Regions from separate parts of the Mus musculus genome. Here region 1 is linked to region 2. A link is a loop called in an ENCODE intact Hi-C map of the cell type or tissue named here. Cell type or tissue: gastrocnemius. All regions are shown on one strand. Each heading gives the region's core, and the rest is flanking DNA. Links, peaks and the distances in the headings are about the cores only.

Region 1 (16,179 bases), core at 2,816-10,815, 64 kb before region 2:
AACAAGGTTAAATGCATTTTGAAGTAGCTAAGACAATGTCACCCAAAGCATTTAGGACACATTGGGGGAATATCGTTGAAGAAAAAAAAATGTCTTCCTTTCCCACAATGCTCATTTCCTCAGGTTGCTAGGGGTAAGATAGAACACGTCTATTCAAATGAGAACATATTAGAATGGGATCCCATTACGCAGAGAGCTCTCGGTATTGAAGTGGGTTTGGCCTAATGCTGCGTGTGTTATAATGTTAATTTTGGTCCCCAAAACTGCTTACAGGAGTGTCTGCACATAAGACACAGGGGACCCTGCCCCCAGTTGGTTTTGGATTGATCAGTAAAGAGCTGTTGCCAATGGCGGGACAGGATGGAAGAGGTGGTACTTCTAGGTTCCTGGGGGAGGGGGTAGGAGAACGTGGGGGTTGGAAGAAAGGGTCGCCAGGAGAAGGGGTAGGACAGACCATGCCAGGAAGGAACAGGAGGGAGTAATGGCTGAAATGTAGGTACAGAAGCCTCCTGGGCAGCAAAGACAGGGGACTGACCAGAAGGAGCCAGGGAAGCAAAGGTAAAATATAGATTTTTTAAAAAAGATATTAATGCAGGAATACTGGAGGGAGTATTTGCTGGCAGTGGGGGACTTTTAGAAGTGCCCAGCCATTGAGATCGTCAAGACATATCAAAATTGAGTTAGTGTATGTGTGTCTTTCATTCTCAAATCCAAGAGCTCCTGTAGCAGAGACTCGCAACCAGCCAGGAGCTCAGAGCAGGTTTAACTAACTCGCTGCTACATTGTATTTGGGTTTTCCCTTCTCTTGAAAATGTATGACTGGCACGTCTCACACCCTACAGAGTTGCTATCCAGTTTACTAGGTCATGGTTGCACCTTCTCTTTGTGTCACAGGCGTTCTTTTGACTGAGCTCTCTCCCCCTCCCCCACCCCTCTCCCAGCTCTTACTCTCCATAGTTATGATGCTGTTCCTTGGACAGAGAGGGACTAAGAGAAAGAGAGAGGAGGTCATTTCTATCCAGGCTCTCTCTGAGTTCGTTTCTTGTTACTATGACAAAATACCGAAGACCTGAGTTCTATTCCTGGGATCCACGTGATGGGATGGAAGCACTTACATTCACGAGTCGCACTTTGGCCTCCATGTGCACACTGTGGAAAATGCACCCCAATAAATGGTAATAAAAATGAAGTGAACAGCAAATGAGAGAGATACCTGTGTCAATCTCTGTTCTCCACATACATGTTAACCCATGTGCACACGTGCCCAAGCACATGCATGTGAGCACACACACACCAAGATATAAGGCAATATGATCATTCTCTACAGTGTCCTCAACTAACCTACAGTTTCAGACTGGCCTGTCACATGAATAATACCAGCAGAAAGCAGGTGGCAAAGTACCTTACACAGGGCACGAAGGACAAAGACTTGTTTTCTTTGCATAGGTCTTGGCTTTGGATTCTGATCCATTCCGAGTCAACACTTGTGGCCTTGTACAACCCGCCCTCAGCCTCTTTCAGCCCTTAGGGGGACAAGGACAGGAAAAATACATAAGCCCCAAGCTGGGCATTTAGCATGCTATCAACATGGCTCAAGGAGACCCTGAGGATGGGGCTTCCCAGAGTGGTGTACTCAAAGCAGGTGAAAGGCTAGGAAACACTTCTCAGAAGAGGCAGGCACCGTCTTTAGGGGTTCTGATAGTACACATGGGGAAGCAATATTTCAAAAGAATACTAGAGTGGATGCCCACAAATGAGCTGTATGAGGATAGTCAGGGCAAAGCAAATGGGCACTACAGTCACTCTACACCGTGTCCTGTGCAGGAGCAGAAGTCGGTCAAGAAATCGGCAAACACTGGCCCAAGAAGCTGGGCTTAGATGGTGAGACGTGTGCAGATCCTTAAGGCTTAGAGCAGAGGTGTCAAGGTATCATGCCTTGGGTGGGAGAAACCTAAGATGTTAAGGGGTACATAATACAAGAAAAGGTGGGTGTAGGGGTGTGTACAGGGGCCGTGGTAGCTCTTGAGTGCTCTGTTGAAGGGCTCCTCGGTGAATTTTGTCCTCTGACATCATTATCTAAAGTTCTAAAGACATTTTTACTAATGAAATAGGTTTTCACAAATACTGTATTAAACAGCAATTATGCAGTCAGTCTTTGAAAGGGACAAATGGAATGTCTGGTCACAGTGTCAGGCAGAGGAAAGAGGGGACTGGAAAGGTTGTAGGGGTCTTAGGTGAAGACAAGGGAGCCCGAGTAGGCACTGCTCCGTAGCCTGTGGGAACTGCCAGCACTCACTGGGACTGGGAGCACAGTGGAATCAGGCTCAGAGCGCAGGTGAGGACTGGGAGCTGCATTTTATTTCGAAATCACAACATCTCATTAGTCCTTTTCCCCGACACCTTTGATGTTTTCATGAGATATATTACTTTTTGCAATTAAAAAAAAAACCATTTTGCTTGATAACTATACACCCAGCTTTTAGATGGGTATAAGAAAGCAATATTTAAAAGGACCAAGGATTTGAATGAGATTGACCATGGCTAGGGATGACATTATGCCTTTTTCTTCCACCTCCAAAATCCATGTGTTGCGGCGATGCCCATCTCCCGTGTCCCAGAATGGAGTTCATTTAGAGAAAATGAGTTTACAGAGATGATTAAGACAAAGTCATTAGGGAGAACTAATCTAATATGATTAGTGTCCTTATAAGAGAAGGAAATTAGATACATATATAAACGGAGGTAGAATACAAGGCCACAGGAGAAGGCCCACCATCTATAAATCAATAAGACAGCCTACAGAAGAAACCAGCTGCTATAGTTCAGAGATGACTTGAGTGTCCTCCTCAAAGGGTCATGTGTGGGAAATTTGGTTCCCAGTGTGGCAGTGTAAGGTGGTTGAACCTTTAAGAGGTGGGGCCTATCGGGAGGTGGTTAAGTTTTTGTGGATGCTGCACTAGGCAGGGATTGATAGAGTTGTGACACTCTGGTCAGGTCCTTGGAGATCAAGCTATAGAGCCTGAATTTCTCTGATTTCGGATCTTGCTATCCGATTTCAGCACATGTTCCTGCAGGGAGGCCCTCACCAGAGCTGAGTGACAATCAGGGCTGTGCTCTTGGACTTGAAGATGTATGAGTTAAATAAAACCTCTTTCTTTACAAAGAACCCAACACCAGGCAGTTTTGTGGTTTTTTTTTTTTTTTTTTTGTAGCAGTGGAAAATAGACTGATATACCAACACTGATGCCATCTTGGACGTCTAGCTTTCAGAGTGGGCAGAAAGCCAATTGTTTTACAATTGTCTTCAGCACCCTGTGATAGTGTGCTATAAACTAGCACCGCCATCTTGCTTTAGAGCTGCAACCTTCCTAATGCTGTGATACTTTCATGCAGTTCCTCATGTTGGGGAGACCCCCCCCCCCAACCATAACATTATTTTTGTTGCTACTTCATAACTGTAAACCTGCTACTGTTACCAATCATAATGTAAATATTTGATATGCAGGATATCTGATATGCTATCCCTATGTAAGGGCTGTTTGGCTCCAGAGGGGCCACTCAGCCAACAGGTTGAGATCTACTGCTTTAGAGGCATAGGAAGATAGAAAAAGCTTTTGGAGATAGGTATGGTGAGGGTGGGGGAGGGGAAAACAGGAAGTGAAGTCACAATATCAAAGGGCATCTCCAACCTGAGGAGCGGTGGTCTGTAGACATCATTACACAGAGGCCGGTGAGAGCATCAGCTCCCAGAAAGCTTCCTGGACTTAAAATCAGGAAGTCGCTGTGACCTTTGAGATGACGCCACTGTTCCAGCAGGGGAAGTCCAGGCACACTGGCTTAGGGAGGGACGCAATGCCACAGTCACGTCTTGATGGCAAGACGTTTCATGTGAAGGCTAGGGACAGATAGGACAGTAGTTACAGGGGCAGAACTGAGAGAGAGCTTTTAAAAAGTGGTTTTACTATTATATCTTAATTGCACATAATAATTGTTTTCATTGTGCATTTTGATCACTTTTATCCCCTCAACATCTTGTCCCTCCCACCCTCCATTAATCCCGTTCCCCTTCTCAACTAGTCCACCTTCTAACCTCATCCCCCCTTCCTTTATTTCATGACCCAGTAAGTTTCATTATTGTTATTTACAGGAGCGCCGGGTTGTTGTTTGTGGGAGCATGGGTGCCTTACACCAATGAAGAAAATATCTTTCCTTTCCCTGTCGACTGTCAGAGAGAGAACGTTTTTAAAGAGTCGGGGAAAGTCCAGGGGAAGCCAAAGACTAGGAGGAAGGGAGGAAGGGGGAGGAGAAAGAGGAGAAAGGGAGGGGGAGGAGAAGAAGGAATGGGGGGAAAGAGGAGGAGGGACCAGAAAAGACCCTGGTGTCTAATCTACCTTTGTTGAAAAAGTCACAGGACGAAGGCAGGTCTGAGGATAGGGCTGGGGGTGGGGTGGGGGTAGGAGAAGGAAGAGGTGCTGTGTGGCATCCCCATTCTGAACAGAGTCTCCCAGCCCTGGACTGCTCCTTTCCTTTAGCCTCCCCTGGCTTGCTCTGATCTCTACTGTTACTGAGTTTAGGAGGTTCTAGGTCTATGCCTGGCTCCCAATGTTTGAGCACCAGCATGTATTACTCAAGGGCTTCCCTAGCTGCTGAACAGGGGCCAGACCATGTTGAAGTCAGCACCGAGGCAAACACACAAACCTTTGAGGTCAGGGATCTGGGCATCCAGAGGAGACCCAGAGCATATTCTTGTTCACCTCGCTCTCCAGCAAAATGCTCCAGTGGTTTTTCCTGGTTGGGCCTCTCTGGGTTCAGTCCCCAGGCAGACCCTTTGTTTTCTTAGGCATTGGTTGCAGAATTACTGGCAGGCTGGACTCTAGGACATTGCCTCCCCCGCTTAGTGGTTTTGAAACTTTCAAAGAGATAGTTCAGTCCATCTTTCAAATAACATTCCAGAAATCCCTAAAATATCAAATGGCTAACGGTTTGTGTTACACATATATATTCCCACTATAGCCTCAGCTTATATTCACACACCATAGAGCCCAGTAATGTGAACCGAGAGCAGCTTTACAGATGGAAAAATGTAGAAGGGTTATGGGAACCTGGCACCGTCTGAAGCCAGCCTTGGGGTTCAGATTATTTTTAGAGTTTATTTTGGTCACACTGTAATGAGAAATTCCTCCTTCACACAGATAAAGGATTATATAAACCATAACAATTAAAAAAAATAGTCAGCCTTGCAACCTTGAAATATTTCTGTAAGTCATCAGAGAATGGCAGGGACCTGATATCTCCCAACGTCTTTACAACGAACTTGTTTTGTAACATACCTATTGGTCTGCAGTGAGGATACGTTGAGAGCCATTATGCTACGGTATGAAAACAATTTAATATATCTTAAAGATGAAATTTGAATAAAATGTTTGTAAAAACCTAAGTGATGTTTCTCAAGGCATCAAGAGCCACCTTGAGAGAGCTGGTTGTGCTGGCACACACCTTTATGCTCAGAACTCAGGAGGCAGATGCAGCCAAGTATCTTTGAAGTCAAGGACAACCTGGCCTATATAATAGTGAGTTCAAGTCCCGCCAGGGCTACAAAAGTGAAACCTTGTCTCACAAACAAAACATCAAACCTGGTGACCTGAACCTTGTGACCAATAAACATTTACTTACTAACTCTTTTGTGACAAATTCCACAGGCAGCTGAGGACTCAGCCCAGGTGAGGCTTCCGCCTGAAAGATGAGCTAAAGCCAGAGGGAAATTCCATCCAGGACCTCACATGTGACTCGTTCCAAGGGCTCTGAAGACAGGTGAGTGGGAAGCCCCAGGCATCAGTGGGCTGGAGGTACAGTGTGGGTGCACAGCAGGTTTCCCGAGGCCCTGAACTCTGTGCTGGGAACACATCAGTGCATCTTATCTGAGGCAGGGGCATTTTTTTTTTTTTTAAGTGCTCTGCAGAAACCTAAAGCAGAAAACACAGAACTCAAAATACACTATATTTATCTCTTACATGTACCTAACATGATTTTAAATTATGAAGGTTTATCTTTTTGAGAGAGAGAGAGAGAGAGAGAGAGAGAGAGAGAGAGAGAGAGAGATTGATTGAGCAGAAGAGGGTATCAGATCCCCTGAAGCTAGAGTTATAGGAGATTGTGAGTTTGTTTCTTGTCGGTGCTGGGGACTGATTCGGACTCTCTTACAGAGCTGTACTCTTAGCCGCTGAGCTATCTCTCCAGCCCCAAAGTTTAATTAATAAAGTGGGTACAGTAATAGATTATCAATTGAATCATGAACAATAATAAGCCCCACAAAATTATTTGAACCTCATAGATCGTTTCCATCCACAGTCCCCATATTACGTGGGGTGATGACTGAAAGCTGGAGGGAGCCACTGGAGGTGAAATTCAAGAATTAAGTGAAGAGTGAAGAGAGAATTCTTGGAAGGAATGCAGAGACCCAGGCCTGGGAGGGGAAGAGCTGCTTTTACACTGGGATAGGGTTTGGAGGTAGCTGATGCATGCTGGAGTTCAGGACACAAACCTGGAAAGGTGGGGAGTGTCAGGCATGAAGGGGAGTGGGGCTTCAGGCTAACCAAGAGGTGGTGATGAACGGAGCTGATGGTGTCTAAGCCAGACAAGGCTGTTACATAATTTCCATTTGTTTGTTCCCTTTTGAGAGAGAATCTGGATATAGAGTTTAAATTGGTCTTGAACTTGAGGCCATCTTCCTGCCTCAACCTCTGGAGTGAGGAAGCTATGGGCCTGTTTTACCACACCCAGCTATAATTTGTGATTTTTTTTTTTTAAATAAAGACTTCTATTATTATGGGGGCATCTAGGAGACTGCGATGAAGCTAAGGGTGGTGGAGGCTGAGGCAGATGTGTTGAGTGATATTTAGGAGATACCGTGAACACAACTCGGTGATTGTCTGCAGTGGATGAAGAAGGAGATGCAGAGAAGCCGAAGGCCCTGCTTAGACTGCCATGAAGAGAGGATTTGCACCCAGATGGTTCTGCCTAGGTATCCCTTCTAAAGCATTATTAAGTCAGACTTCCAGCTAAGACTAATCAGCTTGGACACAGGACAAAAGAAACGCCTGAAGCCTGGGCTCTCATGAGGGAGCAAGTGTTTCTTCATGGAGGAGGTCTGGCTTACCACTTGTTGCTAAGAATGAGTGGAATTATCAGGCAAGAATTGGTTAGCTGGTGAAATTAGTCCACCAGCCAAAGACCAGAGTGGGTAGTGTCTGTGTGCCTCTCTCTCTCTCTCTCTCTCTGTCTCTCTCTCTTGTGTGTGTCTGTCTGTTTGTCTCTCATGTATGTGTCTGTCTGTCTGTCTCTCTTGTGTGTGCTCATTTGTGTCTGTGTATCTCTCTCTCTCTCTCTGGGCATGTGTGTATCCATGCATGCATGCATGCGTGTTTGCACAGGTGTGCAAGCACGCACACTTGTGCACCTGCACAGAGCCCAGAGGAGGGCAGATGTTTTGCTGTCTCTCTACCTTATTCCCTCGAGGTGCAGACTCTCACTGAACCTGGAGCTACTCTAGAGGTCGGCAAGTCCCATGATCCTCCTGTCTCTGCCCACAACAGTGCTGCGGTACAGGCTCATGGGTGGCCACATCAATCAGGCTTTTTATATAGAATCCAAAGCCCAGTACTCACATTTGCACACACATCCTCACCTGCTGGGCCATCACTCCAGCCTTGAGTTAATGTTACATTAATGAGACAGCAGACAGATTTCTCTCGGGTCTTATCATGAGGCAACAATATGCTTTCCAGATAGACGTTTATTGCAACAGACCCTACCAGGAGGATCTGAATACAGAACTTTCCAGTAAAGACAAACAGCCCTGGGGCATCTGTCTCCCTCAGTGTCACAGAGTCCCTGGCACTTCCTTAGTGCATCCCAAAGTCTGGTGTTGAGTGTTAACAGCAACACTCAGGCCGGGCAGTGGTGGTGCACGCCTTTAATCCCAGCACTTGGGAGGCAGAGACAGACAGATTTCTGAGTTCGAGGTCAGCCTGGTCTACAAAGTGAGTTCCAGGACAGCCAGGGCTATACAGAGAAACCCTGTCTCAAAAAAACAAAAAACAAAACAAAAAAAAAAAACAAACAAAAAAAAAAAACTCAGCAACACTCAGGTTGCCAAGGTGTTTGGAGGGGCCGGGAGGGGGATTTTTGTGGTTTCTGAAATAGGAAGTACCACCCTAAAGTGTATCATTTCTGAAGTGGAGAAAGTTCCGGTAGGCTTTCAGAAAAGCCAGCCCAATGACAAGCTGATGTTTTCAACATATTTATAGGTCAAAATAGTAAAAACATGACTTATCTCAAAGACCAATGGTGTTATTTGCATGTGAAGTGACTAAAGTACACTCCATAGTTGCCCACTCTGAGAATTTATTAGCCACAGAAATCTAGCTCGCTTTTGTGAAAGACACAGTGGGCTGCCTATCGTGATTGTTTTTCTTTACTGCAGACCTTCAACAAAGCTCGCTTGGGTTTGAAGATGAATGCCAATGGAGACATACGTGTTGATTATCGACTCTGTGGCAAAGCATCGTGGTTTGATAACAGTAAAAGTCGGTTCTTTCCGAAACTCACAGTCATAAAGAGATGGGTGTGGTCTGTCTGTCACCAAGGGTGTTGCTTTGCTGGGCTCCGAACAAGTCAGGCCCTGATTAGACTCCAGTTAAGAAGCTTGTGTGTGTGTGTGTGTGTGTGTGTGTGAGTGTGTGTGTGTGTGTGTGAGCGCGCGCACAGAGGATTGTCCTGTACACATCTGTGTGGATGGCAACTGGCTGTGTGGACCACCTTTGCCCAAATGACTCCAGTGGCCTCTGGCATCAGAATCCCTGTCCCTGCTGGGAGCAGGGGCAACTCTGGATGGTCTATGCTGGCATCCTGACTCCAGAAACTGAAAGGGAGACACCTGAAGCTTGGAAGTTTCCCTGGCCTGTGGTAAAGCAATTCTTGAGGGAAAATGGCAGAGGCCAAAAGGAAGCAAGACCACACTATTGCCTTAACCAAACGGGAGAGGAGAGGAGTTTGACTCACTCCGTGTCGTTTGCATCCAGAGCCACCATCCTGATCCCTGAAGTGTGGAAGCTTCAAATGGTTTGCCATCCAAGAAGAGCCAGGGGCTGACAAGATGATTCAGTGGATTTGAGCATTGGCCACCAACCCTGATGACCTGGACTTTACCCTCCAGTTGTCCTCGGACCTCCACACATGTCATGACACACATTCCCCATCCTCCAATACATTAATAAATCTAAAAGGTATTTTTTTAAAAAGCCAGAGAAAGGTTTGGAATGTTAAGGCAGCATGGTGTTAAGAGCTGTGGACTCTGGGCCCACACTGCCTGGGTTCAAATCCCCATACTTCTGATGGCTCTTATGTGTGGGAAAGTTATTTATCCCACCCCCGTGTTTTGGGCTCTCTCTTTGAAAAATGGGGAAGGGGAGGTGTGGGGTTAGTAATTAAGGGTTTTCTTGGGGGCACAATTGAGTTCATAGTTGTAAAGTTCATAGAAGAGGTCACTTGGAAAGTCAAGAATTTCTGTAATCCACCCAACACCCATCTGCGATCAGGTACTAGAGAGCTTGTGAGAACAACTTCTTCTTCTCCTCCTCCTCCTCCTCTTCTTCCTTCTTCTCTTCCTCCTCCTCCTTGTTTTCAAGGCAGGGTTTCTCTGTGTAGCCCTGGCTATCCTGGAACACCCTTTGTAGACCAGGCAGGCCTCTAACTCACAGATACCTACCTGCCTCTGCCTCCATTACACCTCTACCACACTGGCCACCTCCAGTGGGAACTTCTAAGGAGTCCATCTTAGGAGCCAAGCACCCACTCCCACATCTTCCATCACAACCTTGCCCTTTGGACCACTTCCCTGGATCTGTTTTGAGCTCACATCACACTCAACCTGGTCAGCTCTTCCCTCAGGGAGCTCCTCCCTTGCTGCCTGAAGGCCTATCTCTCCTCCTCTGACTTCATTCGTGCCCACAGGGCCTGCAGCTGACACCTGCCGCCAAGCCCTCCCTGAGCTGATGTAGTCGGCTTCTGCATGCTGACAGACAGGCTTGTGGCAAACCCCAGAGGCTCCCAGGAAGTGAAAAGCCCTTCTATTCTGGTCCCTCCCCATGGAAAACCAGGATCACCGAGCAGCACAACCATCCTTGCGGGCCTGGGAAAGCCTCCACTGGCCACTACCCTACCCAGTTTTCACACAAACCTGTCAGCTTAACTATTCAGACCCTCTCAGACAAACCTATTTACTATTCTCTCTTCTTCCTAGGGGCCCTCTGGTACTTCTCTCTCCTGGATATTGTCTCCAGCCTTATCTAGGCCAACAGTATACACAATACGGGGTTAAGGACAGCTACAGCGTTGCAGGTAAGCGCTACAAAGCAAAATACACCAAGTATTCTGTAATAGTAACCAAGGTGCTGGCTGAGAGGGTCTCTGCCCAGGCAACATTTAAGGAGGATGAATCCAGGCCTTCTTGGAGTGTACATGTCCTGAAACAAAACAAAACAAAACAAAACAAAACAAAACAAAACAAAACAAAACAAAACAAAACAAAACACCTAAAGGTTAAAGAGGAGGGCTGAGAGTCGGCTTTCGGTGGGGTTTTGGTGAAGAGTTCAAATTTTATTCCCAATGCAATGGGAAGGCTATAGGTTAGGCATCAAGTGGTCCCAAAGATTCACGTGTTGAAGGTTTTGGTCTCCAGCTGTTGGAACCAGTTATTGAAAGATGATTGGACCGTGAAGCTTTGACCTAATCAATGAGTGGGTCCACTGAAGGCTGTGTAACAAAATAGTGGCTGGGAGGTGCGCTGGGAGGTGCGCTGGGAGGTGATGTGAAGTTAGAGGCGGGGCCTCCTTGGAGAGGGTAGCTCACTGGGGTCTCCCCCTGGAGGCTAGATTTTGCCCTGGCCGGTTCTATCTATGTCTCTGCTTCCTAGCAATCAGGAGATGAGCAGCTGGGCTCCAAAGGTGTTTTCTCCACCCCACAGGGGTGTGGCCAAGCGACCATAAGAGGAAGTGTTCACACTTAGAAGCTCCTCCCATTTCAGACGATGAATTTTAAGCAAAGGAATAACTTGCTTTTCTTACATTGAGAAAACGCTTTTCTCTTGTCTTCACTTAAAGTGTAACTACTTAGAACTTACCACGAAGCCTTGCCTCCTCTCCTTAGTTTTCTTTTGGAATTTCCGAAGGAATAAAGTGCCAAGTTCCCGGGTTTCTACACCACGCTCTAGCCCAGTGCTTCCCACCCTTCCTAACGCTGCGACCCTTCAGTACAGTTCCTCATAGAGTAGTGACCCACCCCCCTCCCCATCATAAAATTGTGCGGCTACCTCATAACTGTAAGTTTGCTACTGTTAGGAATCATGGTGCAAATGTCTGTGTCTTCTGATCCCCAGAGGGGTCGCGACCAGTGTTCAGAACTGCTCTTGTACGTTGAACGCTGAACTTTGTCCTGCGCTGCACTGTCCAGTGTGGATTCTGGGGGAACCAGTGACGTGTGCCTCTAAGCACCCCTGGGTTTGCCCTTGTTTCAACCTCAGAGACAATGGAAGTTCTGCTCCAATCAGAGACTGACTCCCTCCGAGTTAAGTCCTCTCTGGACCACCCCACCTCCCTGCTCGGGTCATGTGCTTCCCCCAACGCGTGTCCTGTTCCCTGCTCAAGGGTTGTCAGGCTTTCATAAGATAACTCCTGTGGTTATCACTCATCCAGATTCTTACAGCCAGCTGCTCAAAGCTTCCAGATAATACACACAATACTTACTTCTGTTTTCAATTGCTGATCTTCAAAATAAAATAAAATAAAATAAAATAACAACAGCAAAAACAACACGACTTTTTTTTTTTCCTTCATGAAAACAAGGGTTGGTTTGTGCAGCTGTGGCCTTTTGTATGGCCTGCATCTGTCAGCAGATGGGCAAGGACCCTGAAGAGCCTGTGTGATTTCAAACAGCTCTTCCATTCGTTCACGCAAATTAGAAATCCTGGCCCCAGCACACTGTAACCAATGTAAAAAATGCATGCAGCTGGCTCTTTGTAACAGCCCACATTGGCGGCTACCCAAATGTCTATCAGCTGCACAATGGATAAATAAACTGCGGTGTATTGGCACAATGGAGTACCAGCCCAAACAGATAAAGGCCTATCTATACCATGTCAAAATACGGATACTCTCTCACAGGCATAATGCTGCCTGAGGCACAAAAGTGTCACACGGTATGATTCTGCTTAGTGGACATAGAAAGGTGGGAAATGAATCTGTGATGTTAAGAATCGGGATAATAATGTCTGTAGCATAGAGTAGTGAATGAGGTGGTATAAGAAGGAAGGTCAGGCACAGGCTATGCCCTGCATGGAGATGCGTTCAGTCTGTGAGGATTCACTCAGCCGACACCTGTGATGTGCACATTTTTCTGTGCCTATGTTCTTGTCAGCAAGAGTTGGAAACAAAACCGGCCCTGTCTGTGACAATATAACGTCTACATAGTTTTCAGCCCTAATCACCTATGAACATAAATTTGTTATCTCTTCTGAGGTAAAGCGACCCATGGGAAATAGGAGGTGGAAGTTCAAGACTTCTCTTACGTTGTTTGAAAACAAAACTCTCTAAGACATTCTTTCGTAGAAGCCACACCTTGGTCACACTGCAAGTGTGCTGTGGATGTGACGGGACAGTTTCATTCTTCAACCAAGCCAGTCTTAAATGAATTTCTATCTATGTACCTTTTTTTGCTGGCACAACATCTCTCTCAAGTTCTTATGGTGAGATCTTCAATTATAGGATCTTCCCCCCCACCACCCCCGGAAATAATGGAGATGGACAGTAGAGCTTATAAAACCCTTATCCATCAAAACCATTGCTTGCTTATCTTTAAAAACACTTCTCCAGTGGGGGGTGGCCAACAGCTTTAATCCCAGCACTTGGGAGGCAGAGGCAGGTGGATCTCTCTCAGTCTGAGGCCAGCCTGATCTACAGAGCCAGATCTCGGCCAGTCAGAACAGGAAGAAATCATCTTGCCAAATATGATTGATAGGTAACAGTGGGAGAGCATGCGCTTGCTTCTTCTTCTTCTTCTTCTTCTTCTTCTTCTTCTTCCTCCTCCTCCTCCTCCTCCTCCTCCTCCTCTTCCTCCTCCTCCTCCTCCTCCTTCTTCCTCTTTCTTTTTTTTTTTATAGAAGCCTTCCTAGTGCAACAGTACATGCATTTTTATGTATTTATTTTTTCTTCCTGGCCCCTCTCAGAAGAATCCATCTCTCTTTTTGTTTTGTTTTGTTTTTTCAGAGACAGGGTTTCTCTGTATAGCTCTGGCTGTCCTGGAACTCACTTTGTAGACCAGGCTGGCCTCGAACTCAGAAATCCGCCTGCCTCTGCCTCCCGAGTGCTGGGATTAAAGGCGCCCCGGTGGAAGCCATCTCTTTAATGCAGTGAGACCCAGGCAGCATGTGGCCGGAGCAGTTCAGTACCCTGACTACAGTGATTGACTTGGAAATGAGCAGGAAGCTCAGACTGGGTTTCCCTCAGAATTTTGTTAGAACGCTAGGGCAAGAGACACATTCTTTTCTTTTGGGATCAATATTCCCGGGCATGATAAACCTTTGCCAACACAGAAGAGGAAGAAGGTTTACACTTACACAATGACGCCTTTCTGATGATCTGAATCCCAGGACCCAGTGCTCCTGAATCCACCTTGAACATCCCCCTTATATAGGCTTACATCTTCTCTCTAGCACAAACACATTTGAGTTCATTTTTCTTCCACCTTATGCCACAGACATCCAGATTTATCTAGACAGGACGTTCCGTCACCAGGACTCAGGGATATGTTGTAAGTCCCCCTACACTCTGGCTGCTTCCTTACTGACACCAGTTATTTTGCCATTACTGGCCCAGAGAAAAATGATTTGTTCTTTGTATTTTTTGAACCTCAGAGACAGGGAAGGAACTGGGCAGAACCTTCCTTCCAAACTACTTGGAAAGAGCAGTTTGGGCCAGGCTGTTTTCTAACCCAAGGTAAAGTATGAAGCAGAGGTGGCAACCACAAACTCCTATTCTCTGAGCAGGCCACAGCCAGGTGAACAGGAGAGAGAAAGAGAGAGAGAGAGAGAGAGAGAGAGAGAGAGAGAGAGAGAGAGAGATTTCACAGGTAGAAAATGGACATCACGACTTTGGCGGAACCTTCTGGGGCAGGCAGAGGAGGATACAGGGTTCTGTCCAGTCACTCCCGCCACCATGTTCCTGAGTGTTACGGTTTGAATGTGAGATGACTCTTGGAGGCTCACGTGTCTGAACTTGTCCCCATCTGATGGTATTTGGGAAGCTTGAAGCCTCCTGGTCCTGGAGTGTAGCCAGCAGACTCAGCTGGCCTTTGAGGGTCAGTGGGCTGGCCTTTCCTTGCTGGCTGGGTATCTGCTTCCTGGCCTACACCATGTTGCTAAGCAGGCACCTCAGACTCTGGCCACTGTGGATTGAGTGTCTGCCATGTCTTCCCCACCATGGTAGGCTGTACAATTAAACCACAAGCCCTAACAAACCTCCCCCTCTTAGGTTGCTTGTGGGAAGGACTCCATCATCACAGTGTTGGGAATACTGCACACTGTGGAGCTAAAGCTCACAGGATGACATACTCAGCGGGGAGAGATGGTTTCCTTGACTTTATTTTTCCAAACAAACAAATAAACAAACAAGTGACGACAACAACAACAGAAAAACAAAAAGCCCCCGATACAGAGTAAAGTATGCATACATTTTCTATATGAATGTAAGTGCCAGAGAGTGGGTTGCTTCAACAATAAACATTGATTTTCTCAGTCCTGACCTAGACCAGGTTGGCAGCAGAGCTGATGTCTCCTGAGCTGTGGTCTGGCATGCAAGAGGCTGCCTCCTTCTTGTCTCCTGTGTGTGTGAGCATCTTTATCTTGTCATATGAGGACACCAACCCTATGAACTTAGGATATGTTCCAGTGACTTCAGCTAACCTTAATTATCCCTTTGAAAACTCTATTTCCAAAAATAGCCACATCCAGAGATTATATAGCTGGGTATTTCAACATGTAAGTTCAGCCTATAATGTTTAACAGCAAATAACAAAGTTTTGTTTTTGTTTTTAAAATACTACCGCCATCTATGAATTGTGCAACATTTGGATGGTTTAAAATGCTTGCTAGCCTTCAATTATTTTAAAAATAGAATGAACAAGCTATTTTAACCATGCAGGAAATCATTATTTTATCAGAATAGACAAAAATAAAATCGGGTAAGGAATATCTTGCTGTAGAGGCACCTTAGGAATGTTGGCTAAAAGGAAAGCCAGAGCCAAACTGTCCTAACACACAGGCTCACCTGGGCTGGAAGTCTGAGAAAGCCCTGACTGGTTCTTTCCCCAGTTCTACACTGGTGTTCTTCAAGGGCATGTGTGTGTGTGTGTGTGTGTGTGTGTGTGTGTGAAGGAGAGTACACAGCTTCCTTAACAAAAGCTGCTCTCCAAGAAGCCTGCCAAGTGAGTTTAATTCTGATTAATGTTCATGCTACGAAATCGCTAAGGTGGAGGAAAGAGAGGACACAGAGCCCGTGACTGACTTTTTTAACAACAGCCTGCAGTGTGGCGGTTTGCCTGGGGAAAAAAAAGAGGGGAAAAATGATATACAACACTGCCGTCATTATATGTAACAGTGGGCATAGGCAGTCTAAACTAAAGACGTGTGAGGCACTTTCCACGTGCCAAAGGAGATGCCCATGTAGCGTCATCTCACTGTTGTAGCTTGGATACGAATCCCTCTCCTCAGGGCCGAGGTTACAAGCATGCTCCCCTGTACATGCAATGCTCCGCGGTGGGCTTTAGAGAAACTACTGGGTCCCAGGACTCTGTCTAATTAATGGATTGGCCCCTTAATGGCTCCACATGATGGCCTCACCAGGACACGGTGAAAAGCAGGATAGTTTCTAACTAGAGGAATCGGGTCCCCCGGAGATTGTCTAGAGGAGTCTTGTCTTTTCGCTCTCTCCTTCCTCTTTCTCTCTCCCACTTCCTGGTGGCCCTAACGTGAGTCGTCTCTTCCACGTGTTCCTGCCACTATAATGTTCGGCGTCGCCTCAGGCCCCAAACAGTGGACTATGAGAACTATGGACCAAAATAAGTAATTCC
Region 2 (16,179 bases), core at 4,629-12,628:
CACGTTCTGGCACAATCAATAGAGCTGTAAAAACAAGAAAGTCCTCTGTTCTTAAAGATACACTAAAGGCACCCAGCATCCAGGAGCATCAGAAGGCTTTGTGTGCTGCTATTTACTAGGAAGTAACAGCCTGTGGTGAGGACAGCTCACTGTGTGAGCAGAGGGGAAAGGCACTATCAGGTGTTCTGTTCCTACGCCTCTATCTGGGTCAAGGGTAATGTTTTTCCTCAAGGAAAACTGGTTTAATGGTTCCAATTTTGAAGCACACCCTGCTGTAAGCTACTCTAAAACAAAATGTTGGGTTTGTTTGTTTGTTTGTAACGAAGAAAAGTAAAAAGAGCGTAAAGCCTTCTCTACTGTTTGTATTCAGCATGAAGGCTCTGATCTTCTCCTATGTCTAAGGTCAAGTCTCTTTCATCAGTGTTTATCTTCCTCACTTCCGACTGCATTTCCTGCCTAGAAACAGTGTGTCAGGAGTTACTGTTAAAACTGCACACTGAACTCTCAAAGCTGCATGTAGGAAATGGGAGCCCAGGACAAGAGCCCAAGGTAGAGATGTCCCATGGATCATAGCTTCATCAGCGCTTATCCAAATTTCCTCTCCCCTGCTGTCTACCTTCTCTTCTCCATGTCGCAGGTGTGTGATGGTGAGTAGCCTCCAGAAAATGAGCCAATTCTGAGAGTGCCTGTATTCATAACTTACTAAGCTCCCCAACAGAGCCACACATTCTTGCAGACGTACATGATCACGAAATGTACATTATCCTTCTTTATCTGGTAATTGACACTCCCATCTGTCCAGGGCACACTTCTTTCCTTCTGAATCTGGACCTAGCTGAATAGCAAGTGAGGGAACCAACCCCACATGGAAGTTAACGTGACAGCTTTTCTGATACAAGCTAGGTAGCATGGAGGAGCAGCCTTCATTGGCTCGGCAACACACTCTCCACTGTCTCTTCCTATCTCCAAATCTAGATGTGTCAGAAATACCTAGAATAACTCCATGTACGCAAGGGCTGAATTAAAAGGAGAAGGTGAACAGAGCACCAGCTTCATTGCTCTGGGCTTCCTGGCTGCAGATACAATTTCACCAGCTGTCTCAGGTTGCTGCTTCTTGACCTCCCTGCCATGATACACTGCAACCTAGAACTGAGGGCCATCCTTCTCTGAGTTCCTTCTGTTGGGTATTCTATCACAGTAAGGACATAAATAACAAATACACAAAATTAGTACCAGAAGTGGGGTTGTTACTGTTGCTTGTTGTTCTTGTCCAGATCTGCATTGAGACCAAAGGGACATATTTTAAAAAGAAGAACTTTAGCAAGGAAATAAGTGACTGAGTTGAAAATTGTGAACAAAGAAAGTTCAGGTGACAATGCACCTGTAACTGTCAAAGAAGCCCACTCTCCTTATTGAGATAAGGTGCTCTGAGGGCAAGACCTGTCCTATCTGAAGGACTCTAACTTGTGAAAATACAAATTCATTTTCAAGCAAAGGACCTGAACTAAAACTGTCACAGAGGGACTTCCCTGCTCTAAAAACACCTGCCTAAGAAATGGTTGCTCCCGTTTAGCCACAAAGGCACACAGAGAGTGTTACAGCTGTGGTCTGGGGGTGCCAGATCTATCTGGAGCTGGCAGTGGAACTAGGCCGCACCATTCATGTGGTACTGGATTGGTGGCTATGAAAGAGGCAACAGTGAGGAGGTCATGGAACCTTGTATTACAGTTCCAAAATACTGCTAGGTGTGGAAAAGTCAAAGCATCTAAAAGCAGGCCTTGAAAGGATCACCTTGGAGGAGGTTTCTGGGAATACTTCTGAGGATTAATTATCTAGATTCCATTAGCCTTGATGCATCCATGGGGACTATCTTTGTTAAGTTAACTGAAGTGGGTGCACACACCTTGACTGTAGACAGCACCATCCTATGAACTGGGATCCTGGGCTGGGTTTAAGGAAGAAACTGATCTAAGCCCCTGAATTCACCTGTGCTTGCTGACTGTGGACACCACGGGACCAGCTATCATAAACCAGCATTTGCAGGACTTCCCCACCACAAAGGATGGTTACCTTAAACTGTGAGGAAAACCCAAACCTTCCTTCCTTAAGCTGGTTTTGTGTTTTATCACAGCAATACAAGTAACTGATATATCGGACACACAGAGAAGCAAGAAAATATGGCCCACAGAGAATAGAATATTAGCAAATGGAAATCTATGTAGAAGTGGCAACGATGACAGAATTACTACACCAACACATCAAAACACGTACAATTGTGTTCTGTATGCTTTAAAACCTAGAGGAATGACCACACAGAGTAAATGCAAGCAGAAATGAAACCTCTAGAAACAGAGACTCCAGTATCTGAGATGAAAAACACACAGGATCAGGTTAACCACGGTTAGACTCTGTGTCTAACCAATCAAATCAATGAACTGATGACACAGCACTGGAAGCCATCCAATGGGAAAAAAGGAGACTCGAGACTGGAAAAGATTATGAATCCTAGGAAAATGTAAAACAACCTAACCCACATGTGATTGCTCTAAGTGTGATCCCAAGACAGGGAGGTTGTCTTAGATGGGGCTGGGGAGACCACTGGGGGCTAGGAGCACTGACTGCTCTTGCATGGAACTCAGGTTTGGTTCTTAGCATCCACGTGTTGGCTCAGGGCTGTCTGTAAGCTGTAGGGTATCTATCTCTACTGGCCTTTGTGGGCACTGTGTGTGTGTGTGTGTGTGTATGTGTGTGTAGACAGAACACACAAAAATAAAAAAGAATATCTGAAAAAACAATGAGCAAATATTTTGCATATGACATAGACTAAATCACATGTGAACCCCAAGTGCAAGAAACATTGATTAAGCTCCACTGGTTCTTGCCTTAATCTGATTGCTATCAGCCATAGGTAGAGGAGTAATATAAATAACACAGCAGAGAATATACTCTGTACAAAGAAATCAAGATAGACCTCGCCTGTTCTGTTGGAAATGAGGAAGCGGGAAAACAACAGAGACATCATGAGAAGGGAAAAAGTCAGTCTATAGAAGCTCCAACTCCACCGAGTATCTTACTAAGCAAAACTGAAATAAGATAGTTTGCAGTCAAAGAAGCTGGACAAAAACAGTCACCAGCAAGCCCACATTGCAAGCAATTATAAAATATATTCTTATGTAGAAGGGAAAGAATATAGGCTGGAAACCTTGAAATATTAACTAAGTGGCTAAATAGTTATCATTTTAATCTCCTTAGGAAATGATTGCCCTTATAGAGACAAAGTAACATGTTATGGAATCAATCATCTGTGTGAAAATATTTGACAGCAGAAGCCCAAGAACTGAGGAACAAAAGCACACTGTAGTTCTCACACTGTAAATTAAATATCATAACGCCCCTTGAAGTTAGAGCTTGATATGAGAAATCATCTGGATTCAGCATGAAACAAGCCACAGCCAGTTAGCCAACGGTGGGATTTTAATTCCTTTAATTAAAAAGTGTGTTGTTGTTATTGCACATGTGAGCGTGTATGTGTGTATTGGAGAAGGGTGTGTCCTACGGTGTCTGTGAAGTCAGGGGATAACTGTGTGAAGTCCGCTCTTTATCCGTGTGGGCTCCAGGGAATAGACTCGGGACTCCAGGCTTGTACAGGAAGTACCATTACCCATCCTCTGTGGCCTTACGTTGAAATTATTGTGAAATGTTGGATTGATCCAAAGAGAGGAAGAAACAATACCCCAAAACAGATGTTGTGAGTAAAAGCAGGTAGCCAAACAGTACACTTAGACACATACAGGTCACCAATCCCACCGCATATGCATGGTGTAAACAGTTCCCTTAAAAGACAAAGATTTTCAGACTGTACATTTAAAAACCAACTCTACTGAGTTTCAAAATGTGCTCTGAAATCTTTTAACCCTCAAAATCCAGACAGCGTCTTAGTGAGGTACTTTAAGTTACTTCCTCCTTGTCCAAAATAGTTCCTTCTCCGTCCAGTGAGCTTACGTTGCCAGAAGCTGCTGTGGTGCTAGTTTTAAAGACGCTCTGGGTGGATTACTCAGAAATGACTCCTGCAACTGAGATGAGTGTTAGGTTAACATTTTCATCTAATTTGTTTCCACATTTTGACTTTTGACCCCTGACCCCTTTCCCAGCCCAGCTCTTATCCAATACATCATGAGAGTTGGGTAAAAGTTCAGGGGAACAAAGCACTGTAGTGTGGAGGATTTATGCTTCTTTGAACCCATCAGACTTAGTCCACGTACAGCTGCCCGTGTTTCCAAGCCAAGGCTCTTCTAAGGAAACTTACCAGTTGCTCAGCGTTAAGGATGTCTTGCCTGTGATCATGGACCCCTCTTCTAATAACGTCTTAAAATGCATTTACAGCTAGTACCCAGCTCTAACTAACCTTGAGCAACAGTAGATTATTGCCCGTTGGATTCTGTGGAAACCTTAAGTTCCCCAAACATCACTACTCAGCTGCCAAACGACAGCCACCAGGTCACAAGCAAAACAAAACATAAGCATATTTTTTACCATCCATACACAACACTGCTGGCACCAAATGTGTTTTTGCTTACAATTCATGCAGTTCTACTTGTATTGGCACAGATCCAACAGGCGCAGGGATTAATCCCACCACAGTTCCTCCTTCCTTTAGATATCAGTTGCGAATTCATGTACCTAGGCTTCTGAATCACCAACTACAACTCATATTTGATATAACTTATATCGGATCACAGCTCCTCTCTATATTTGATAATTTGGTAGACTGGCCCACAGAACAGAGGCAAACACCTTAACTGGAGTACTTGATTTTTGTAAAAGGATCCAACCCAGGAGCGGACAGACCCAAGAGTTGCTTTCAGTAGGAAGAGGAGGCAGGTATGGAGCTTCATGTTGTCTCCAGGTATAGCCCCGTCCATCCTCATGACAAGTGAGGTGTTCCCTAACCTCTTGACCTAGAGATATTATATAAAACCTGCATTTTGTAGTCACTGACAATCCCTAAATCAGCTGAACTTCTCTCCTGTTCCTGGAATGAGGCAGTGCTGAAAGTTCCAACCTTCAAATCATAGCTGAGACTATCTGGACCATTCCCTCTATAAGAGACCACTAAGCGTCACCTCGTTAGAACATATTCCTGTCACTTGGGAAATCCCAAGGGCTTTAGAGTCAGAAACACAAATCCAGAAAACCTTTGACATTTCTCATATCCACCTTGGACAACAGTTGTTTGGTTGGTCCAAACCCAGAAGAGTAATGTCAGGACAGAAGCCATTCACTCCTGTAGATGAAAAAAGATGCTCACTGGTGTTTTGTCAGAGACCAAATACTAGAACAAAAGATACTTTATCACTTAGGGGAGAAGATGCTCTATGTTGACCTTTGGCTTACACACACACACACACACACACACACACACATACACACACACGTGCATACACACGTGTACATAGACACAGACAAACACACAGAGAGCAAGAAACTTAGGAAATTACAGAAGTTTTCAAAGATCTATGCTAGGAACCAAATGATAGAGATTTGGATATTATACACACATGCATGTACATATACACATACACATGTGTGTGTTGTTGGATCATAGCTTTTTGTGTTAGACAAGCCCTGAGCTAAACATAAGTCCCTATACTCACCAGTACGGCCAGTAGTTGAAAGAGCCAAGTGTCAGGATCAGCTTGCCCAGGCTACCACAGCATCTTTCAAGTGTTGCCTGAATGTTGTGTTCTGCCTACCTACTGGCCGGGTCCTCATCCGTGTAATGGGCCTCTTATAACCATGGGAGCCTCAGTCCATCCAGCTTATCTCAGACTGTTGCTGGAGCCTTCTCAAGGACACAGGACTGTTCCTGGTATGTCACAGTAGCCTGTGTGCTCAAAGTGCTGGATACTGATGGGCGTTCACTACAGCAGCGAGTGCTTCTGTCATGCCTCTGTTCTTCAGTGTTTAGACTTAGAACTAAGCCCCTTGCTTTCCAAGACGAAACAAGAAAGGTCAAAAGCAGAGTGTGAGCAGGAATTGTCTTCTGATGTCTTTCTAACTTGTACACAATTGGTGTCAAACAGGCACCCATACTCTGTCCGTGTGTGCCACAAGATGTGAAGGACAGCTAGAGTGCTTCTCACTTATGAGAGATGGGGCAAAGCAACCCATGACAATGTAAAAAGCCAGCTTTGGAAAAAGACTGCAGGTCAGAATTGTGGCTCTCATCTCACTGTGACCTTGGTACAGAAAATAGCAGAGAGAATCAAGAGTCATGTCCAGCCATCGCTTAGTGTTCATGTATCTACACAGCTCCTGAAAAGCTTTCTCAACTCCAACACAGGGAGTGGTGTATACAAAGTGAAGTTACTTTAATACCCTATCTTCACCTCTGTCCACCCTCACAGTAAATTGATAAATAAGCAAAGAAACAGGAAGAAATTAATTGGAGACAAAATGCTAATTTTGCAATTTCAAATTCACAAATACCTAAAGCCAGTTTCAAGTTCATGAGGCAGAAACTGATCTGACTGAAGTTGAAACAGACAATTCTACAAACTAGTTTTATATTTTATTATCTCCTCCCAAGAACTAGAAGGACTCACCACACAGGGGAGCTGGACTGGCTTAACTGACATACTCCATGGAATGTACATTCTCTTGAAAAGCATATGGAACATTCACTAATTAGACCAGTTGTTAGGCCATGAAGCAAGTCCCCAAATATCAAAACAGAGAAACTGAATAAAGGGCATGTTCTGACCTCATCAGAACTAATAACCAATGAGAAGAAAGGAATCTGGGAAACCCCATTATATCTGAAAAATGTAAAAAAACCTACTTCCATATAGCCTATAGGTCAACGAAGAAACCAAAGGGGAAGTTAGAGAACGTGCCCCGAGCAGCCCACGTACGTCTGTGGAATGCAGACAAACAGCCCTTACATGAACCTTTCCACCACTACATAGCTATGCCAGGAAAAATGAAAACTCTCAGACAAATAAACCAAGCTTCCACATTAGAAGGATATAAGGTGATTAATATGATCCGAAAGAAAGTAAGAAAATCAAGGAACAGAGGCGAGAAGAGATATTAATACAACACGAAACAGAAGAACCACAGAGAAACGTAGTCAAGGAAACTACAATTGGTTTATTGGTGTTTTGGGGGGACAAAAACCCTAAATTCAGAAACCTTCATCAAGACTGATGGATAAAAAGAGAGAAAGAACAAATTTCCAAAATCATGAATCAAAAAGAGAATGTCATCACTAATATTATAGAAATTGGAAGGATAGAGAGGGCAATGAATGATTTTATACCAGTTAACTGAACGACTTAAATAGATGGAGGCATTCTCATAAAGACAAGAGTACAATTTAACTTAGATATAGGGCTGCTTCAGACAGAGCAAAGGACTCATATGTTCAGTCCATGACCAAAGGGGCTTGGCGAGCTAGGAAAACTGATAATGTTTACAACCTTCCAAAAAGAAACCTCATTATCTAATGGTCTCGCTGTAGAATTATATTAATCAAAGGAATATCTATGTTTCACAAACTCTTCAGAAAATATCAGGGACATACCTCCCAATTCATTCTACAAGGTCAATCTTACCCCAACAAAAATGTTTCAAGAAAATGTCTAACACTCTAAAGTACATAGACACATAGATCTTTAACATTGATAAACTGAATCCAGAAATGTATAGAAGAGTTGAAACACTAGGCCCAAAGGGGATTTATTTGGGGATGAAGGTTTAATATTTGAAAATCATAACTCTAGTATAATGCAAAATAATGGACAAGCTCTAAAGGATTACCTCAAAAGTTGGTGAAGAAAAATATCACAAAATCTCTCATTTGACCAAAATAATCTTTTCTCAATAAATTAAAAAATTGTTGCGGATCCTCAACAATTACCTAATGTCCAAAGCTTGTGAAACCATGACTATCTACCTCCTAAAATCAAGAGCTGGGCAAGGCAGTCCAACTTGCTACTTATTCAGGAGGCAGAGATGATCAGATCTCTGAGTTTGAGGCCAGCCTGGTCTACAGAGAGAGTTCCAGGATAGCCAGGGCTGCACAGAGAAACCATGTATCAAATTACTAATTATAAACAAAGAAGCAAAGAAACAAATAAAATCGTGCTTTAGGATGCTTGGTAGTTAGGAGTATTTGCTCTGCAAGATCGAGGACTTAGGTTTGAATCCCCAGTGGCCATCTAAGAAGCTGATCATGGCCGCACATGCCTGTGCGCTCAGCATTTGGGGAGACGGAGATGAACTGGCAAGCTCTCAGTTAGTGAAAGACCCCGACTTAACACAATAAGGAGAAGGACAGAGGAAGACAACTGACCTCTCCCTCCAGCCTCCATATGTTCACGATGTGTTGGCCCATCTGCACACTCCTGTGCATGCACACACACACACACACACACACAATCAAGTTTTAGTCACTAGAATGGGAAGAGCCAAACAATATCAACAAAAAGTTACATTCATCTAGATTCTTATATGCAGAGGATGGATCACAAACCAAAGGAAAACACCTGATAGAACCCATGCCATGGATGTATCTCAGCAACTGTGTGCTAAAACAGAGTGAAAGAAACCAGACACAAATGGCCACATTTTACACAATTTAACAATTTGTGCCAGGTTTCCAGAAAATGTGAGCGCATATGCAGAGTTCCCAGGGTTGGGGAACATAAGTTACAGTAAGGAGAGACTATCAGGTTAGCGGGCATATTCTCAAACTGAGCTGGGCTGGTAGCCACATGACTCCATGTATTCTTTTTTAAAAAGCTATTGAACAGAACTTTTGTGTTGAGTCCATTTAAAGCTCTAGAGCTGTTTAACAATAGGAATATGGAAAGCTAAAATTTAATGAAAACTTATTTGGCCCTACATTGCTGTTGCGGCAGGTGGTTGAGTTGGAAAGGTCATGGGATCTTGGTGGGCAGCTGGCCTTGAAGTTTGGTCTTCTGTACCTGATGGTATTTAAAGAAATGAATGTGTAGGGGGTGCGGCTTACAGCAAGTCACTTCTTGCTCTGCTTTCTCCAGCACGCCACTTCTCCTTTCAGAAAGTCTCTTGACTCAAGAGAGCAGTTATTAATTGGCTCAGCCCAGGTAAAGGGAGCAGGCAGAAGGAGCAAACAGTAGACAGATGCCCTCTGAGTAAGTCTGGTTTTCTTTGTCAGCAAACAACAAAGGGAAAAGTAAAACACTAGCACCTTTTGACTCTTAGACACTGGCTACTGAAATGCGTAGGTAAAACGTCACGCAGGACTGAGGAAGGGGCTAGCGGGCAGGGTCTGCAGGAGAAGAGGGAAGGTTTTCCTTTGTCCCATCAGTTCTCTACTTATGTTGGAGTCTCAGTGAATTTAAAGTCCGTGTTAGCATTGAGAGACGTAACTAGGCCGACGTAAGCAGAGTAAACATTCTACAGTAGTAAGATAAGAACATGCATGCCGTGTTGTGTTCAGAAGAAAGGCTTCTACTGAACAGCAAAGATGCAAGGGAAACTGATAGAGGAGACAGTCGACAGCAATGCCAGCAAATGTTTCTGTGTGAATAGGCAGACGGCCAAGGGCTTAGGTACTACAGGCCAAGTGCATCCCTGTGCCCAAGACACCTATGAACTAATAAACTGTAGACACACTCAGCTGTGGCGGAATGAGTTCAGACTGAACAAAAATTAGCCCAAGGACTAGGGCTAGCGTTTACAAGCCCTGAAAGATAGTACTGGAGAAAGTAGTTTAAAGCAGTGTCAATTGTAGCAGGTTGGTAAGTAGAGTAAAGACCCTAAATGATCAATAAATTAGCATGAATACAGGTAATACAACAGTTTGGTGATCATGTGACATGGATAGGAGATGAGCTTGGTAGTTCTTAAAGAGGAGGAAAATAACAAGAGAAATATGAACAATATAATACTGCATACTCTTCAGCTTGCAAACAAAACACAAAACAAAAGACAAAAAAAAAGAGATTAGTTTGGAAAAAATGTCTCAGAAGTGATGGATCAAGTTCAACTCCTCTGCAACCCCTATATTAAGTTCTTAAGCACAAGAAGCCAAACTTCGCATCCATAAAGAGGACATGCAAGAGAAAGATTGTGTCAGTATGCAAATCATTTGCTTATATAAAAGCACAGCACGAACCATAAGAGAAAATGACTAATTAGGCTCTATTAATGTGGCAATGTTTCTTCATTAAAAGATGCCACAGGAATGAAGGAGCCTGTCACAAGCCTAAAGCAAACATGTGCAGATAGATACACAGTCATCAAGGACTTACAGCCAGGAACCAGTGTATAAAGAATTCAAACAACAGAGAATAAGATAGGCCGAATAGAGAAGAGGACAGTGGATAACACAGCCTGTTCACAGAAAAGGAGACGAAGTGACCATAATAATAATAATAACAACAATAATAATAGGAGGAGGAAGAGGAAGAGGAAGAAAAGAGGAAGAAGAGAAGGAAGAGGGGGAGAGGGGGAGAAGAGGAAGAAGACAATAGGAAGAGGAGAGAAGGAGGAAGATGAGGAAAGGAGAAGGAGGAGAAGGAGAAGGAGAAGGAGAAGGGAAAATAACGATGACCACCTTCATTATTTATCCCACAAATAGTAGAAATTTGGGTCATAGCAAGATAACAACGCGGTTCCAGTCGTCTGGTGACCTAGGTTTGGTTTCTCTTGCTATGATAGACGTAATAACCAAAAGCAGCTTGGGAATAAGAGGGTTTATTCCGTTTTACACTTCCAGGTGGAACTTGAGTCAGGAGCATGAAGCAGCCACGGAGTGGAGGGGCCAACTGGTTTTCTCGCTGGCATGCTTCCAGTACAACCCAGACCCACCTGCTAGGCAGGCATAGTGCAGGTGCTGCCCACAGTGGGCCGAGCCCTCCTGTACCCATTAGCGATCAAGGCAAAGCTCCACAGACAGCGAAGGGACTGAGCTAATTGAAGCAATTTCTCAGCTGAGGTTCCCTCTGCCTCGGTAACTCAAGTTAGTTGTATCAAGTTGACAACAGGAAGTAGCAGCTTAACTGCCAGACTTGGGAAGAATGTGGAGCGCTCAGAACACATGCAGGCTGCTCTGAGCTCCGGTGAGGAGATAAACTGGTAGAGTCTTTTGAAAGAAAAAAAAAAAAAAAAAAAAAAACAACTATGACAAAGACCCTGAAATCCCGTGCTTTAATATTGGCTGCAAAAACATTTGGAGGTACCACATCGGTTTGTTTCCCTGTCAATCAGCAAAACACCTGACACAAGAGCCCAAGAGGAGGAAGGGTCTCTGTAGTTCACGGCCTTGTGGGGTGGTTCAGCCTGTTGATCACTTGGTCCCACATGATGCTTGATGCATCATGGGAGGTTGTAGCATGTGGGAGAGTTGCTGAGAACATGGCTGGCCACGAAGCAAGGAAGAAGGCAGTGGCAAGGAACCCCATGACCTACTTCCTTCAGCTAGGACCCGTCTCCTTAAGTTCCCACAAATAGCACCGCCAGCCGAGGAACTACTTGTTCAAAACCTGAGCCTCTGTTGGGTATTCAATATCTACTCCATGGTACACTTGCAAACTTCTCAGAAAAAGACAATAACGATTTTAACAGCAATGTCTACAGCAGCAAACACTTAGAACCACCGAAATATCCTCTGTCCATATAAGATATGGGATGTTACCCCAATGGAACACTATTCAGCAGTAAAAGCAGCTTATTGAAGGGTTGAACAGGGTGAACAGGATATATCATTATAAGACAGGACTGTCTTAGTGAGGGTTTCTATTGCTGCGATGAAACATCATGGCCTAAAAGCAAGTAGGGGAGAAAAGGGTTCATTTGGCTTATACTTCTTTCTATATTGCTGTTCATTATCGAAGGAAGTCAAGACAGGAACTCAAACTGGGCAGGATTCTGCAGGCAGGACATGATGTAAAGGCCGTGGAGGAGTGCTGCTCACTGACTTGCTCCCCCTGCTCTCTTATAGAACCCATGAACACCAGCAATGGGCTGGCCCCATCAATCATTGATTAAGAAAATGCCCTCCAGCTGGGTCTTATTGAGGCATGCTTTCAATTAAGGTTCCTTTCTTTCTGATAACTCTAGCTTGTGTGTCAAATTGACACAAACTAGCTAGCACACAGGACAAATACATTTCCACAGCAAGGATATATGACTGCAAGATTGGTGGCCCAGAAACTGGTCTTAGTCCAAGAGACTGGAACCCGTAGAATCTAAGGGATCAATGTTAGAGGCAAAGGGCTTGGATTCTACCGGGACAGTCACTGGTTCATGCCCACATGCAAAGGTTCAAAACTCTATAGAGTCAGATGTCCATGTCTTGCATGCAACAGCAGCAAGAAACAAGAAGCCTACTCTGCACCTGTGGGGTGTGCACACGCAGAAGGGACACCTGGCAAGGGAGCGGAGGCTGCTCATGGGTCACATGAGGTCACTGGGAAGAGTGCAGATGAACAGTTTGAAAGTGGCTCACTGGGTGCTGGGCACATGAGTGTGTGCTTTCTTAATCGTTGAGGTCTGGGTGCATGGCGTAGCATCTGCGTCCACTCATCCAACTGAGAGCAAGTACTATGGGGAAATGTGTTCGTGTTGAACATGCACCCACCTGTTCTTCCTGTCATTCTTTAATAACCCAGTACAACAATGACATGGAGCTTGTGCCATATCTGTTCATATAAGTCATCCAAAGATGACCTACAGTTTACAGGATGGTGAACCCAGGCTATGTATCACATGATGCAAAGGACTTTAGCATCTGTGCATTTCAATATCTGCAAGAAACCTAAAAGCGACTCTTTATGGGACTGTGGTAAGGTTATATATTATGTATAACATATGTAGTATTTACATCAATGATATTTTATGTTTTAAATCAAAGTATTGAGCAGAAGGAAAAATGCAGTAAGAAATTTAAGTAACTCTCCAAAACGTGTGCACACACACACAACATGCACAACACACACACACAACACATGCACAAACCATGCACAACAGATACACACATAACACAATACACATATATACAAATATATACACATACAACACACACAACATACACACAACACACATATATACACACACAACGCATACAACATACACACAACACACATATATACACACATAATACACATAACATACACACAATACACACACACACCACATACACGTACAACATACGTCTTAGGATATCTTGGTGAAGTGAATTTCAGACAAAGGACAGATAATTTAAAGATGACGATTTTGATATGGACCCGTCCTTTGGGACATATCGACTAAGCTATACCTTTCGACTGTCAGTTATATGTCTCTATGTGGAGATAGCCTAAGAGAACAATGTCTTGGCTGGGAGGTTGCTTCGGTGATTGCCATGCAAGGCTGAGGACTGGAGTTCAGGTCTCTAAACACTCTCAGGTATGCTGGTTGCGGTGTGGCGACTGCCTCCAATCCCAGCCTTGAGAGCAAGCTCGTCATCGAGAAAAGCCAGAGGAGCAACTTCCAGATTTGACTGAAAGATCCTGCCTCAGTAAATGAGGTAGAAGAATGGCCATCCGCACCATATATGTGCACAACTATGTAAATGGAAAAATGTGCACACATATATGTACATAACACATAGAAACAAGTGTGTCTGTCCTGTTCTTTCGCTTTATGGAAAAGATCAGCAGAGATCACCTGTTTAGCTTGCTTAAACTAACTATTATTATATAACTATATAATATTTAATATTATAAATATTATTATATTAACTATTAAGCTTGCTATTAACTGATGCTATAGCATAGAGGACTCTGCCATTCTTGGCTACTGAGTTGGAGTGCCGGCGTCTTACCACCCATTGGCTGTACTATCAAGGCTTACTAACCATTTCATATGCCTGTCATGTAAAAGTGATGATTGCCACACTCCATACATTATATCTCCTTTAATCCCTACATCTCTGGAGTCTTGGGGCAGATCTTCAGTCTTGTAGTTCTGACACTTTCCCCAAACCCAGACAATTGCCAGGATCACACACTAGTGAGTGCTCTCAAAGCCTTGTTCCTCCCCAGTCATCGCCAACCTGACATCTGCCCCACCCCCAGTCTCCACCCAGCCTTTCTCGGTGCCCCCACCTATATACTGCTACAGCCATTCAGTAGGCTTCCTGAGTGTATACTAGCTGTGTACTTGCTGTGCTCCTAGACACACATAATGCTAACCAAGCAAATGGTACATTTCTTCCCATCTCTTCCCAGCTCCAGCCTCAAATCTCTGCTCCCGACCTCTTGTGGTAAGACACTCAAGAAACACCCGCAGCAGCGCAGTGGTCAGCGTTTTCCAAGGGTGCTCTAGAAGGCAGCGATGAACCTGGCTCCTTGTACCATGTGTATTTCAAACACAATGTCCCGTGACTTCCATTGTTCACATTCAAATATTCCAGTTCCTTTTGGCAGAGAGAGAGAGAGAGAGAGAGAGAGAGAGAGAGAGAGAATAGATATAAATCGCCCAGCATGGATACCATCTTGGCAGCCTTTGCTCCGGAGCTTCTGCGCATGAACAGCCCAAGTCCATGCAACAGTGTATTTGTAAGTGTTCTACACACAGACCCCTCTTTGTCTCTTAGAAGAGCAGCAAAAGTTCTTTCTGTCCTACAGAATGACAAAAAGACCCACTGGCTTCCTTTCAAATGCGCTAACTGCCCAGCTCCCGAGTTTCAGTTCAAGGCCCATGTTTGTGCCTTTAAGCATAAAGTCTCACTGCCAAAGTCTCATACTAACTGGTGTGAACGACTAGCCGTTCCAGAAAAGGAGGGATGGAGGTAGCCTGGCACATCGTGCAGCTCCCCCTCCCCCTCCCCCTTCCTCTCCCACCATGATGGAACCATCTGTTCACAGGTGGCAGCCTCGGCTGGGACCACACTTGAGATTGGGGGGGGGGGGGCACCCGAGCCTAATTTTTCTCCTTGTCTCTGAGGACATGAGATCCTTTTCCTTCTGTCGATATGAAAGTGTAATTAACAGCCATCATGTTTCCAGACAGGGGCACAGAGGGTACAGCTCCTTCTGAAATTCCAGATAACAGATATGGTGGTACATTTGGTTTTGAGAACCAGCCAGGTACCGCCGTGTGCAGCTCCCATGTCCTTGGCTGCTCCCTCTTTGAAGGACACTTGTGAAGCATTTAAGGTGACAGCCACCCATGGGCAGCCTTGCCAGCCACCTGAGGTGACTAGCTGGATTTAGGAAGCCTACCTTTTCTAGGGGACACACCTAGGTGAGAGTTTAAATGGAATGATTTAGACTATCGACTAGCCATAAAACTGTGGGTCAGTTGTAACTCCAAGAGGCTCAGCTTATCTCCAAAATATCGTGAAAGCCATACCTTGTTATAGGGGAGACTGTACACGCATGTACATAACCATGTATGCACATATCTACATACAGATGTCCCTGGGTATCCATGACGGATTGGTGTCAGATGACTCACGATACCAGAATTCACAGATGACTGGGTCTTCTCTATAGAACAGAGCAGTGTTTGAATATGGCCCTACCTTGCACATCTGCCTGGATAATTATGTCCAGCTGATGCACAATACCTGCTGTGACATAAATGCTAAGGAATCCCTGTCACACTGACAGGGGCAATAATGGCAAGGATGTGTCTGTTCAGTACAGACAAAATGTTTTTCCTCCGTTTTTTGTTTTTAATCAGGGTTGACTGAATTTGAGGATGCAGAGACTGATCCGAACACACGTCAGTTTCTAAGGTTAAAGATGGGGTTTCCTGGCATCATCAGGAGAGTACTCTGGCCAGCTCAGTGTCCCCATGACAGAGTGTTTTTTTGTTTTTTTGTTTTTTTACTTCACAAAGTCACAGTAGGAGCTGGAGAGTCCACTCTAGGGTAGGGTTCCAGGGACACTTCCCAGCAGAAAGCCATCTGTCAACAGTAACCGAAGAGCTCCTCCTCCCAGGAGCTCCCAGCTGGCAAAGTAACTGCCTGACCCTCTCCAGACCCAAGGGTCCTGCTTGTGTGGTTCACTGGTGTAGCTTGAACAGTCCATACACCAGAGCCCTGTTACAAGAAATCCTGGGAAGTGTAGTTTGGGGTAGATATCAGGGACAGTCCACACACCATCCTCCACAGCGAGCTCCACAGGCTCTCTGTAGGAT

What was found. A loop is a pair of places that touch in the nucleus more often than their neighbours do. Peaks named below come from ENCODE experiments on the same cell type or tissue, not always from the same donor. Only the 100,000 strongest peaks of a DNase experiment are listed, where the experiment ranks them.
Region 1: a loop joins it to region 2, with 1.8 times the contacts of the local background. A loop is called at or near these places in 2 of 42 quality-filtered maps.

Annotation. Positions count from the first base shown.
Region 1 is chr1:39,834,860-39,851,038 of GRCm38, reverse strand. It overlaps 1700066B17Rik (RIKEN cDNA 1700066B17 gene), which reads left to right and starts at 3,709. Exons shown (of 5, transcript NR_040465.1): 1 at 3,709-3,730; 2 at 5,193-5,374; 3 at 5,700-5,811; 4 at 6,936-7,021; 5 at 8,483-8,611. In gastrocnemius, for the core only: no CTCF peak of the experiment used is centred there; no DNase peak of the experiment used is centred there.
Region 2 is chr1:39,772,716-39,788,894 of GRCm38, reverse strand. No RefSeq gene overlaps it. Among named protein-coding and RNA genes, the nearest start is that of Gm3646, 25 kb to the left of the region's middle. In gastrocnemius, for the core only: no CTCF peak of the experiment used is centred there; DNase peaks (open chromatin) are centred at 9,576 and 10,877.